2 separate regions of the Homo sapiens genome follow, and region 1 is linked to region 2. Evidence: chromatin contacts called from ENCODE Hi-C data. All regions are on one chromosome and are shown on one strand. Each heading gives the region's core, a stretch centred on a gene start or an enhancer-like site at or near the end of the contact. The rest is flanking DNA. Distances are from core to core; before and after follow the strand shown. Region 1 has its middle 66 kb from the start of MIR3942. Region 2 has its middle 14 kb from the start of NANOGP8.

Region 1 (5,447 bases), core at 1,400-3,899, 240 kb after region 2:
GGATACTAATTTTCTTTATTGAGTCCCAGGATAAAGTAGGATTGCAAAAGCTAATCATTTTTTTTTCATTTATACTCTAAGGCCCTGGTAATAGGTAAGCCGTGATTATATTCCTGAAAATAATATTGTAGCAAAAATGGTGTAATACTGCCAGGTTTGAGAGAAAGCTCTTTTAAGTTGCCATTACTTGGCAAAGTAGTACTATTGTTAAGAAAATAAAAATCTAGTTTTCTGATTTCTTATAGTCTTTCTTATATAAATGACAAATATTTTGGCTGAACTGATACACTGATGTGGTTAATTTGATTAAATGATATATTTATCTGATTATCTAACAAACTGAATAATATAGGCTAGCCAAAACCTTTCACATCTCACATGAGGAAACAGAAAATTGAGAGACACTAAGTGATTTGCTCAAGATCATGTACAGATTATATTACAGATTCCTGACTAGAACTCACTACTGCTGATTGTAAGCCCAAGTTCCTTTCCAATACATTACCTTCCTTGATTTTATCAGAATATTATTCAGTCAAAACCTCTGGCACATACAATCTAAGATTTTAGCACACCCTCTGATGGAACATCCTTCAACAGGTGAAACATTTAAGAACAGACAGGCCCAGTATTATAAACATGATTGCAAAGAGAAGTCCTAAGCTGACAGAAAGAGAAAATAATAAATGGTACCTTTTTCATCTCTAAACTCTCTAATTCCGAGAAAACACCCTAAAGCCTTTGCCTTGGTAAAAAATATTTGAAATGCCAAATCCAGTTATCAATTCATCTCTATGTGTGTCGGGAAGGATTACCACAGTTAAGTATATTCTAATCCTGTTTATACCCAGCATTACTCCTGATGTTCCAGTAAGAGTGCCTATTTTTATTTTTATTTTTGAAGTGACACTAACCTGAGAAGAAATAAAAAAACAGTATGTTTAAGCCATTCTTCAAAGCTCATCTCTATGAAGCTATTTGGATGGTAAAAAAAAAAAAACAAAACTCAGCAAGCTGCAGCTAAATTACATAGTCTCACCCTCACATTCTCTGAATACAAATAACAAACGAACGTGATATACTTACAGAGTTTGATAATCAAACTTGTAATTCTGCTTATTTTATGCTGTTCTGCCCTAGAATTGAAAATATAGACAACTAGTCACAGAGGGACACTTTTAATATTATTGTTTTCACATCTTCACATGACAGCAAGGGAGATCTCCTTGTATGGTATGGTGAATACAACATGGAATTTTTACATGACCAACTCATATACTCATTAAAGGTACTGAGATATCCATAAAGGTTTGAAGTGTTTGATAATGTCTGTTGAGTAAGTAAACTTGTTGTCTCAAGTCAGGTAGTACGCTGTTGGTTCTACTATAGATGATGCTTCATTTTAAATATCTTTAAAGGGCACACAGTAACTCTTTTCTAGGGTGTGTTTTGCCTCCAAATAATTATTAATAACACCCCTTACACTCACAAAGTGTTCAACATCATTAAATAGAAAACAATGACTAAGGTCTTAAAGAATGTTGAGCTATTTTTCATGACTTTAACCACATACTCACACTGTGAAACAACAAAATTAACATTTTCCAAATCTCGTATGTTTTTAGTTCCTGATTATTCCTGTGATTCAAACCACTTTAGTTTTCAGTTTTAGATTATTCTGTTTTACATTCAATTACCAATTTAGGAAGTTCATAATTGACTTGAGATCTACCATCTCTTGACTTGCCATAAAACCACCTGTATTAAGTATGAGGAAGTTTGAGATAATTACACAGGAAATTATGAAGTATTGGTTATTGTGCTTAGACCATTTAAAAAGCACGAAAGATCTTTAAGATCTCACATAGACAGAATTCTATACATATCTCTAATAAAGATCAGTTACAATTTAGTATTCAACTTTTGTAAGAAATTTTGTTTTTTTATAGCCATCAACCAGAAGACACAAAATATAATTACATTAAAGTAGTAAAAAATTAGCATGACATAAATACTCAGACCTCAAGGGTCAAAAAGCTAAATCGAGTCTTATAATTTTGTAGTGGTTATTCTGTTATTCTTGTTTTGGGTAATTGTATTGCTGGAACACTAAGGTTTTAACATCTGTGCACTTTGGATCACCTTAAGCCAGCTGGTTCCTTTCAAAACTGCTCATCTTTTGTTCTTCCTATGTTCTGACCTGGGCCCCTAGCCTTAAGACAGCAGTGTGCTTTCTGCAGCCAGGATATCCTCTTCAAGACTGTCAGACAATCTCAAATGATTGATGTGCTAGTCTGGTGCTCTGGTATTTTTCCCTTTAGTAAGACTCCAGTAAATCTACAGCTCATTCTATAAGAATGCTAATTAGATCACTTTTACTAACTTCATGCATGTTTTTCTTGTTCTCCTGTATCTTTGGAAGTGAGCTTAAAGTTTATAATACAGTGTGTTTCTAAACTGTTTTTTATAATATTACATAGAAATAAAATACATTTCCCACCAAGGGAAATAATTCAAGTGATGCACTCAATTGGCTCTTTTCTTTCTAGAACTGCACCATGCATCCTCACTATGCTTACTCTTATTGGGAGCCTGCTCTACCCTCTCTGAGGTCATGCCCCTTATTGAGTCATGGTGTTCTATCATTCAAAGCCAAAGCAGGGCAGAGTCAGGCTCTGTTAGGCTATCAGGCTTGTGTCTTTGCTGCAGAGCTGTTTTCACATAAAGACAGACCTCTATCAACCTCAGGGCATTAATTCTAAACCTATTGCCTTAACACAAATTGTACCACGTCTCTCAACCTGTTGATTTTGGCTTTGAATTTCATGATTGATTGCCCTTTTGGGGCCTTACATAACCTCCCATTCTGAGGCTAAGAATTGACTTTCTGGCTTCAAACTTTTGCTTTCATTCTTGACCATATTTGGACTTTATCTCCAAATAGGTTACCTCCCTCAGTAAAGTTCAGGTCACTATGGTTTCCAGAACCTGTAATTACCTCAGCAGAGCTCTCTGCAGAGAACACACCCAACATGTTCAGTCTGATTCCAGAAGTCAGGCTCAGACTGAGAAAAGTCAGGAAGCAAAAAGACTGGGTGGATGTTGTCACGTGGCCCTTAAGAACAAAGGCAGTTTCAGAGCGAGGTGGCCGAGAGGAAAGAGAGCATTTCAGGGATAAAGAAAAGTAGATAGGAAAGTCTGGGCAACTTTAGGGCTTTTATAGTATGACTGTGCACAGTACAATCACAAAAATATGTTTAGTTCAAGTCATTTAAAAAGCTGTAATCTAGTATATTTACATTAAATTGTTTCCTTATTAGTGGCAAGAGAAAAACTGATAACCACACAGTAGAGAAACTGGGCACTACTCTGACTAGGTCATCAAAATTAACATCCCCGTTGAGGGCAGATGGATATAGTGTGCCTCCTGATGTGACACCCTGAGAAGAGCACATCATCTCTCACTCTGTATTGGGCACAGAACATGTCACCTCAATCTACCCACAAAGAAACATCATGTAAAACCAAAACAAAGAATTCTCTATTATTAAAGATGGAATTACAGTTTTCAAAAATTTGAATGCTATAAAAGCAAAACAAAGCTTTATAGAAATGCTCCAGATTAAAGGTGACTGAAGAGACTAAATGTAATACCTGATCCTAGGTTGAGTCCTAAAAACAGTCCCGACCCTGTTTTTCCTGAGGAAAAACAACAGTATAAAGGATATCGTTGGGTTAACTAACAAAATTGAAATACAGATGAAGGATTAGAAAAATGCATCAATTTTAACTTTACTTGTATATAAAACAATATTTTTATTTTTAGGAAATTTTTATTTTTAGGTATTGTAGTATATAGGAGTAAAGGACCATGCTACTACTTTTCAAAAGGTTCAGAAAAAATGTGTTGTGCATGTGTATACACATATACATATATGCATATCTTATGTGTGTGTATATATATGCATATATACAAACACACACACACATATATTCAGAGAGATAAAAGAGAATGAGTGAGCACAGTTATCTGGTAATGCAGATGGAGCAAATGTCAGCAACAGGTGAATGATGGTACAAAATATATAGATATGTGAACATTCTAGTATCATTCTTATTCATGCTACTTTTCCGCATGTCTGAAATAACTGCACAATTAACCTCTGAGGAAATAAAAACTTCTGGTCAGCCATGGTGGCTCACACCTGTAATCCCAGCAATTTGGGAGGCTGAGGTGGGAGGATTGCTTGAGGCCAGGAGTTCAAAACCAGACTGGGCAACATGGTGAAACCTCTCTACAAAAAATATAAAAATTAGCTGGATGTGGTGGCGTGCGCCTGTAGTCCCTGCTACTCAGGAAGGTGAGGTGGGAGAATCACCTGAGCCCAGGAGGTTGAGGCTGCAGTCAGCTATGATCCTGTCACTGCATAAATAAATAAATAAATAAATAAAACCTCTAGAATGTCAAAAGCTTCTATGATTTACCACAAAAAAGTATGTGAGGTGATGGATATGTTAATTGGCTTGATTTAATCATTCCACAATGTAAATGTATAGCAAAATATCACATTGTATCTCATAAATGTATACAATTTTTATTTCCAACCAAAAATAAAATAAAGTAACCCTCCCAAAACAAGCAAAACAAAACAATTGTCAGGTATGGTGAGGGGTGGGGAAGACCTGAGGAAGGCAGGGGAATTTTTACAGTAACAGAAATCTCTTAATTTAAGTGCCTGGTGGCCAAAAAGAAAAAAAAAAGTACTTGGATAACCCATAATTGGAAAGACAATTCCTACCGAAATGAGTTTATACCTATACCCAGAGAAGATTCTTTCTTCTTTATATGCCATAAACATTTAGGAGCTGAGATAGTTTGTATTTTAAGGAGACATATGTAAAAATGATTTTAGGTCTTAGTGCTTCTGTTATTTGTACTTCTACACACTAAATATAATAAATGTAATTTGAATGTAACAATAAGAGGATCAACACTATGGAGATAGCAAATATATGCTTATCTGAAAGTTAGCAGATAAGGAAGTACTGCCAAAATAAACAAGCTGAGAGTGAGAACGGACATTCAAAGTACATTATTGTGTTACTGGAACATCTGGTACTAACACTGTCAAGTTTACATACATTCTCAAATGCTTATTTATGTAACAATCAGATGCTAAGCATTCCAGCTGCACTTGTAAACTTTTTATGAACTGAAGTCATATGCACAAGCTCAGCTAAATATACTTCACAGAGGGAGGAGCGTGAGGAAACTAAGAACTCTCACAACTGAAGTCTGATTGCAGTGCAGCCTTCTGGCAGTGTTCTGGACCAGTGTCTGGTGTGAGAGCTAAGCTGCTGGCTCCTAAAAGATTCATTCCATTCTAGCAGCTAGAATCAGAAATGCCTAACCAATGGGTCAAACATAATTTGGCAGTTACCGTTTT
Region 2 (6,189 bases), core at 1,426-3,925:
TAGGCGTGAGCCACAGTGCCCAGCTGGATGGTTGTTTAACCTCTTAGTTCTTAGTTATTCCATCTGTATGACGGGATAATTACAATGCTTATTTTCAAGGGCTGGCAAAGAAAGAATACAAATATCTAATTGCTTAAAGAGTATTCCATTTGCTGTGATTCCCTCCCGATTTTGCACATCACCCATTTCCCCTGTTTCTCAAAAATCGCCTTTTGATCATCGTGGGAATTCCAACCAACCACCCCTACCAGAGAGAGGAAAATGAAAGGAGAAAAAAGAGAGGAGAAAAAAGGGAAAATCATGGAGCAAATGGGTAGAAGTGTCAGATGTAGAGAAAACGTTAAGACAGCCAGCTGAATTGAAAGAAGAAGGAATATTAAAATAAATGTACAAATGTTGTTCTGTGGAAGGTTGAGGAGAAGAGAGGAGAGAAATAGCTAAAAATGGCACTGCCTGTCCTGGCAGACATGTCCTGGCTCAGAAGGATCTGCTGTGAATCCAGGAACTAGCAGAGGAGCGTGGAACCCAACTCAGCAACTCTGCGGGAGCAGAGGAAATGATGAGAAGAGCTGGCTTGGGCAGGAAGGAGGAAGGATGACAGGAATTGTCTCTGTAGAAATCCAAGTGGCAGTTGGGATGTATTTGCGTTTTAAGAAATTATTTTTTTTTTAAAAAAAAGGACAACAAGCTTTTTATACACTCTTTTGCTTAGCAACAAGAGCCACCAAAGGCATGTGTTCAGTCAAAATGTCAGTTGCTCAGCTCATTAAAATATTAAGTGAAACACTGACGACAATTACACAGCATTGAGCCTTTTTGTCTGCCAAAGCGTGCCTTCCAATGCACAACAAAGTGGGTCAAAAGTTTGTTTTGTTATTTTATCATTTCTTTTTATCTTAGATTTTTGATGGAGTTTCTTTTCAGTAGGTGAAATGGTTGCCAAGTTTGGCAGGGATAATTTGAGGACGGGGCACTTCAATAACTCAGACATCTATTTCTGGATGGCCAAGGAAAAGAAAGACTCCCCTGAATTTCTTTCTGTCATAGAAATTCACTCACTCAACAAATATTTTCTAAGCTTCTGCTGTGTGCTAGACCTTGTGCTAGATGTTGGGAATAAAGTTGTGAGCAAGACAAATACATACCATGTTCTCATGATGAGATTCTTGGGTCCTACTCAAATTTGTTTACCTAGACAACAACTCATGTTCAAAATCTCTCTTCCAATCACGTAAAATGAACACCTCCTAAGATTTCCCTTGCCAGGCTCTGCTATGAGAAATGAACATTGATTACCAGGGGATGTGGATAGATTATGAGGTGTCCATAGCAAAGAACAGCTATGAAAGTAATCTCCCTATGGGCCCTTGTACCTGGAATATATAAAAGCATACACTTTGAAATATAAAGCCTTAACCCACAGGACTAAATTCCTGCTCGGGGGATTTCAAGCATACACACACACATTTATTTACGTGGCTCTCCCAGTGGCATACCTGTATTTTGATGGTTATAATGTAAGTAGAGCGAGCATTTATTGAATGTTTACCAAGTACCAAGAATTGTGCTAAGCACTTTTTTTTTTTTTTTTTTTTTGAGACAGAGTCCTGCCTGTTGCCCAAGCTGGAGTGCAGTAGTGTGATCTCAGCTCACTGCAGCCTCTGCCTCCCAGGTTCAAGCAATTCTCTGGCCTCAGCCTCCTGTGTAGCTGGGACTACAGGCATGCACCACCACGCCTGGCTAATTTTGTATTTTTAGTAGAGATGGGGTTTCACCATGTTGGCCAGGATGGTCTCCACCTCCTGACTTCGTGATCCACCTGCCTTGGCCTCCCAAAGTATTGGGATTACAGGCATGAGCCACTGCGCCTGGCTGTGCTAAGCATTTTAAATGAAGAAACTCGTGGCCGGGCTTGGTGGCTCACACCTGTAATCCTAGCACTTTGGGAGGCTGAGGCGGGTGGATTGCCTGAGCTCAGGAGTTCATGACCAGCCTGGGCAACACGGTGAAACCCCGTCTCTACTAAAATAAAAAAACTTAGCTGGGTGTGGTGGTGGGTGCCTGTAATCTCAGTTATCCTGGAGGGTGAGACAGGAGAATCGCTTGAACCTGGGAGGCGGAGGTTGCAGTGAGCCCAGATCACGCCACTGCACTCCAGCCTGGGCGACAGAGTGAGACTCCATCTCAATAAACAAACAAACAAACAAACAAACTCATTTAATCTTTAAATCGTATAAGGTTTGAAGACCTGTAATAGATCTGAGATTTTGCTCTATTTCCAAGCTTCTGGATGCTGGCAGAAGACAGTAGACTTCTGGGTCAGAGGCAAAGGACATTATTACTCATGGCTCAGCCAGCAGCATGAGCATGAGTACATTTGTACAGCTCCCCTGGCCTGAAGTTTCAAGGGGTGCCAGCAAATGGTGGATTGTGCTCTAGGAGAAGAACTCTAAGCTTAAAAAACCTGAATCTTTTATAATGGGCAGTAAGCAGACTGCCCTTTGCTCTGGAGGGAGACATTATTTCTATATTTCTTTTTTTTTTTTTTTTTGAGACGGAGTGTCGCTCTGTTGCCCAGGCTGGAGTGCAGGGGTGCGATCTCGGCTTACTCCAAGCTCCGCCCCCTGGGTTCAAGCGAGTCTCAGGCCTCAGCCTCCCGGGTAGCTGGGATTACAGGCGCACGGCACCATGCCTGGCTAATTTACAGGGTTTCGCCTTGTTGGCCAGACTGGTCTCAAACTCCTGACCTCAGGTCATCCGCCGGCCTCGGCCTCCCAAAGTGCGGGGATTACAGGCGTGAGCCACTTCACCTACCTACAGCTTTCATTTTCAAAACTTCCTTCAATTATGCAATCTGCAGTTACTCAACTTTTTGGTAAACCATACAAGAAGTGCAAAAATGATATATTCATTTCCCTGAGGAAAATTTTGACAATAATTACACATTTGTTTAACCAAGTCAAAGACACTGAGTTGAAAAACTGCCGATTTTGTTATTTTTTACTAGAACTATAACATAGGCTTAGTATATACCGTCACAATTCTACTTTAAATAAGTAGAATTTACATGTTAGCATGCTGAGCAGTTTTTAGACCACTTTGGGCTCACAAAGAGTGACATGGATTTTTTTTTCTCTTTTTATTACAATTTTTTTTTTTTGAGACATAGTCTTGCTCTGTCGTCTAGGCTGGAGTGCAGTGGCGCGATCTCGGCTCATTGCAAGCTCCACCTCCTGGGTTCACGCCATTCTCCTGCCTCAGCCTCCCGAGTAGCTGGGATACAGGCGCCCGCCACCACGACCAGCTAATTTTTTGTACGTTTTTTTTTAGTAGAGACGGAGTTTCACGGTGTTAGCCAGGATGGTCCTGATCACCTGACCTCGTGATCCGCCCGCCTCGGCCTCCCAAAGTGCTGGGATTACAGGCGTGTGAGCCACCGCGCCCGGCCTTTATTACAATTTTTATTGAGATAATTTTGATATGCAGTTGTAAGAAACAATACAAAAAGGTCCCTTGTACACTTTGCCCAGTATCCTCCAATGCTACCATTTTGCTAAACTATGGTATATTGCAACTAAGATATTGACATCAATACAATCCACTGACATTATTTGTATTTCAACAATTTTACTTTTATTCGTTTGTGTTTGTATTAAGCTCTACACAATTTTATCACCCATGTAGATTCGTGTATCAACCAATACGATCAAGATATTGAACAGTTCTTGCCCTTTTATAACCACACCTACTTTCCTCCGGATCCCCCATCCCAATACGACCCGTGGCAACCACTAATCTGCTGTGTATCTCTGTAAGTTTGTCATTTTATGTAAATGGAATCTATAGCCTGTAATCTTTTGGAATGGGCTTTCTTTTTCACCCAGCAAAATTCCCTGGACATACATCCAACTTGTGTGTATCAATTGTTTCCTCCTTTTGATTACAGAGTAGTATTTCATGGTATGTATGCGCCACAGTTTATTTAACCATTCACCTGTTGAAGGACATTGATGCTGATTACTTTTTTTGCTGTTACAAATACAGCCACTAGGAGCATTCATGTTTTTGTGTGACTGTGTTTTCTTTTCTCTGGCATAAATGTCCAGGAGTGCAATTGCTGGGTTAGATTTTAGTTGCATATTTTCATTAGTGTTTACATGTACTGTAAGTGTGGGAGTATGTGTGAGAAATATCATAAAATTTTATCCCATGTGTAGATTAAAAACTTTTTAAAAATATAATATCAACTTTTATTTTAGATTTAAGGGGTATGTGTGCAGGTTTGTTACATGAGTTTATTACATGACACTGAGGTTTGAGGTATGAAAGACCCCATCACCCAGGATCTTTAACTTCTACTCTTATTACTTCCACTGCCTATTGGGTACTGAGCATAGTACCCAATAGGTAGTGTTTCAGCCCCTGTCCTCCTTCCTCTCTCCTGCTTCTAGTAGTCCCCAGTGTCTGTTTTTCTCTCTCTTCTTTTTTTTGACACGGAGTTTCGCTCTTGTTGCCCAGGCTGGAGTTCAATGGCATGATCTTAGCTCACTGCAATCTCTGCCTCCTGGGTTCAAGCATTCTCCTAGCTCAGCCTCCCAAGTAGCTGGGATTACAGGCATGTGCCACCACACCAGACTAATTTTTGTACTTTTAGTAGAGACGGGGGTTTCCCCATGTTGGCAAGGCTGGTCTCGAACTCCTGACCTCACGTGACCTGTCTGCCCTGGCCTCCCAAAGTGCTGGGATTACAGGCATGAGCCACTGCACCCAGCCCTGTTGTTCTCATCTTTATGTCCCTGTGTATCCAATGTTTAGTTCCTGCTTGTAAGTGAGAACATGATGCAGTATTTGGTTTCCTGTTCCTTTGCTAATTTGCTTAGCATAATGGCCTGTAGCTACATCCATGTTGCTGTAAAGGACATGGTTTTGTTCTTTTTATGGCTGCATAGTATTCCATGGTGTATATGTACCACATTTTCTTTATCCAATCCATTGTTGATGGGTACCTAGTTGATTCCATGTCTTTTCTGTTCTGAATAGTGCTATGATTAATGTATGAGTGCATGTGTCTTCTTCATAGAATGATTTTTTTTTCTTTGAGCATATAATCTCATTGCTGGGTTGAGTAGTGGTTCTGTTTTAAGTTCTTTGAGAAATAAAACTGCTTTCCACAGTGGCTGAACTCTTTTACATTCCCACCAATAGCATGTAAGTGCTTCTTTTTCTCTCCAGCCTCGCCAGCATCTGTTATTTTCTGGCTTTTACAAGCCATTCTGTCATGGGTCAGATGATATATCTTTTTTTTTTTTTGAGAGGAACCCTCACTCGGTTGCCCAAGTTGGAGTGCAGTGGCACGATCTCTGCTCACTGCAACCTCCGCCTCCCGGGTACAAGTGATTCTTCCGCCTCAGCCTCCCAAGAAGCTGGGACTACAGATGCGAGTCACCACACCCAGATAATTTTTTGTATTTTTAGTAGAGACAGGGTTTCACCATGTTGGCCAAGCTGGTCTCAAACTCCTGACCTCATGATCTGTCTGCTGTGGCCTCCCAAAGTGCTGGGATTACAGGCGGGAGCCACCGTGCCCAGCTGAGATGATATCTCATTGTGGTTTTGATTTGCATTTCTCTGATGATTAGTGATGTTGAATGTTTTTTCATATGTTTGTTGGCTTCTTGGATGTCTTTTGAAAAGTTTCTGTTTATGTCTTTTGCCCACTTTTTAATGGTGTTACGTGGTTTTTGCTTGTTGAGTTGTTTAAGTTCCTTATAGATTCTGCATACTAAACCTTTGTTGGCTGCATAGTTTGCAACTATTTTCTCTCATTCTGTAGGTTGTCTGTTTACTCTGTTGGCAGTTTCCCTTGCTGTGATACAGACGTGTATATGGCAAATCTAAATAGCTTAATCCGATCAGTTGTTATACTAAGATACTTTATGCTTTGTTCTCCAACTCCAAATTGGCTCCTTAACCAAGCGGAAATGCTATGAAAGGTAGAATATAAGAAGACTAAGAGCAGTGAACGCCCCGGACCTGATTTGCCAATAGTGAGCTGTGTAAGCTTAAGCCAGATGCTTACTTTTAGCTTCAGTTTCTTGGTCTCTTAATAGGGCTGAAAACATGATATATATATTTTTTCTACTAGTGCTAATTGGAATATGATTCTGATCTAGTGAATTCTATTGAGAA

The links. Hi-C counts contacts between places; a loop is a spot of excess contacts on that map. Pooled maps may share reads with other maps.
Region 1: a map of Calu3 shows a loop between it and region 2 (4-fold over the local background). The contact joins two enhancer-like sites. A Hi-C loop is called at or near these places in 1 of 168 maps with a recorded cell type or tissue (Calu3), 4 of 37 single-sample maps with no recorded cell type and 4 of 50 pooled maps.

Annotation. Positions count from the first base shown.
Region 1 is chr15:35,303,807-35,309,253 of GRCh38, forward strand. It overlaps a transcript of DPH6 not described here. Among named protein-coding and RNA genes, the nearest start is that of MIR3942, 66 kb to the right of the region's middle. RefSeq lists a silencer at 4,962-5,256. Within about 2 kb of position 2,650, at least 10 of the 41 ENCODE cell types and tissues checked have a DNase peak (open chromatin) inside an H3K27ac peak, as active enhancers do.
Region 2 is chr15:35,068,541-35,074,729 of GRCh38, forward strand. No RefSeq gene overlaps it. Among named protein-coding and RNA genes, the nearest start is that of NANOGP8, 14 kb to the right of the region's middle. Within about 2 kb of position 2,676, at least 2 of the 41 ENCODE cell types and tissues checked have a DNase peak (open chromatin) inside an H3K27ac peak, as active enhancers do.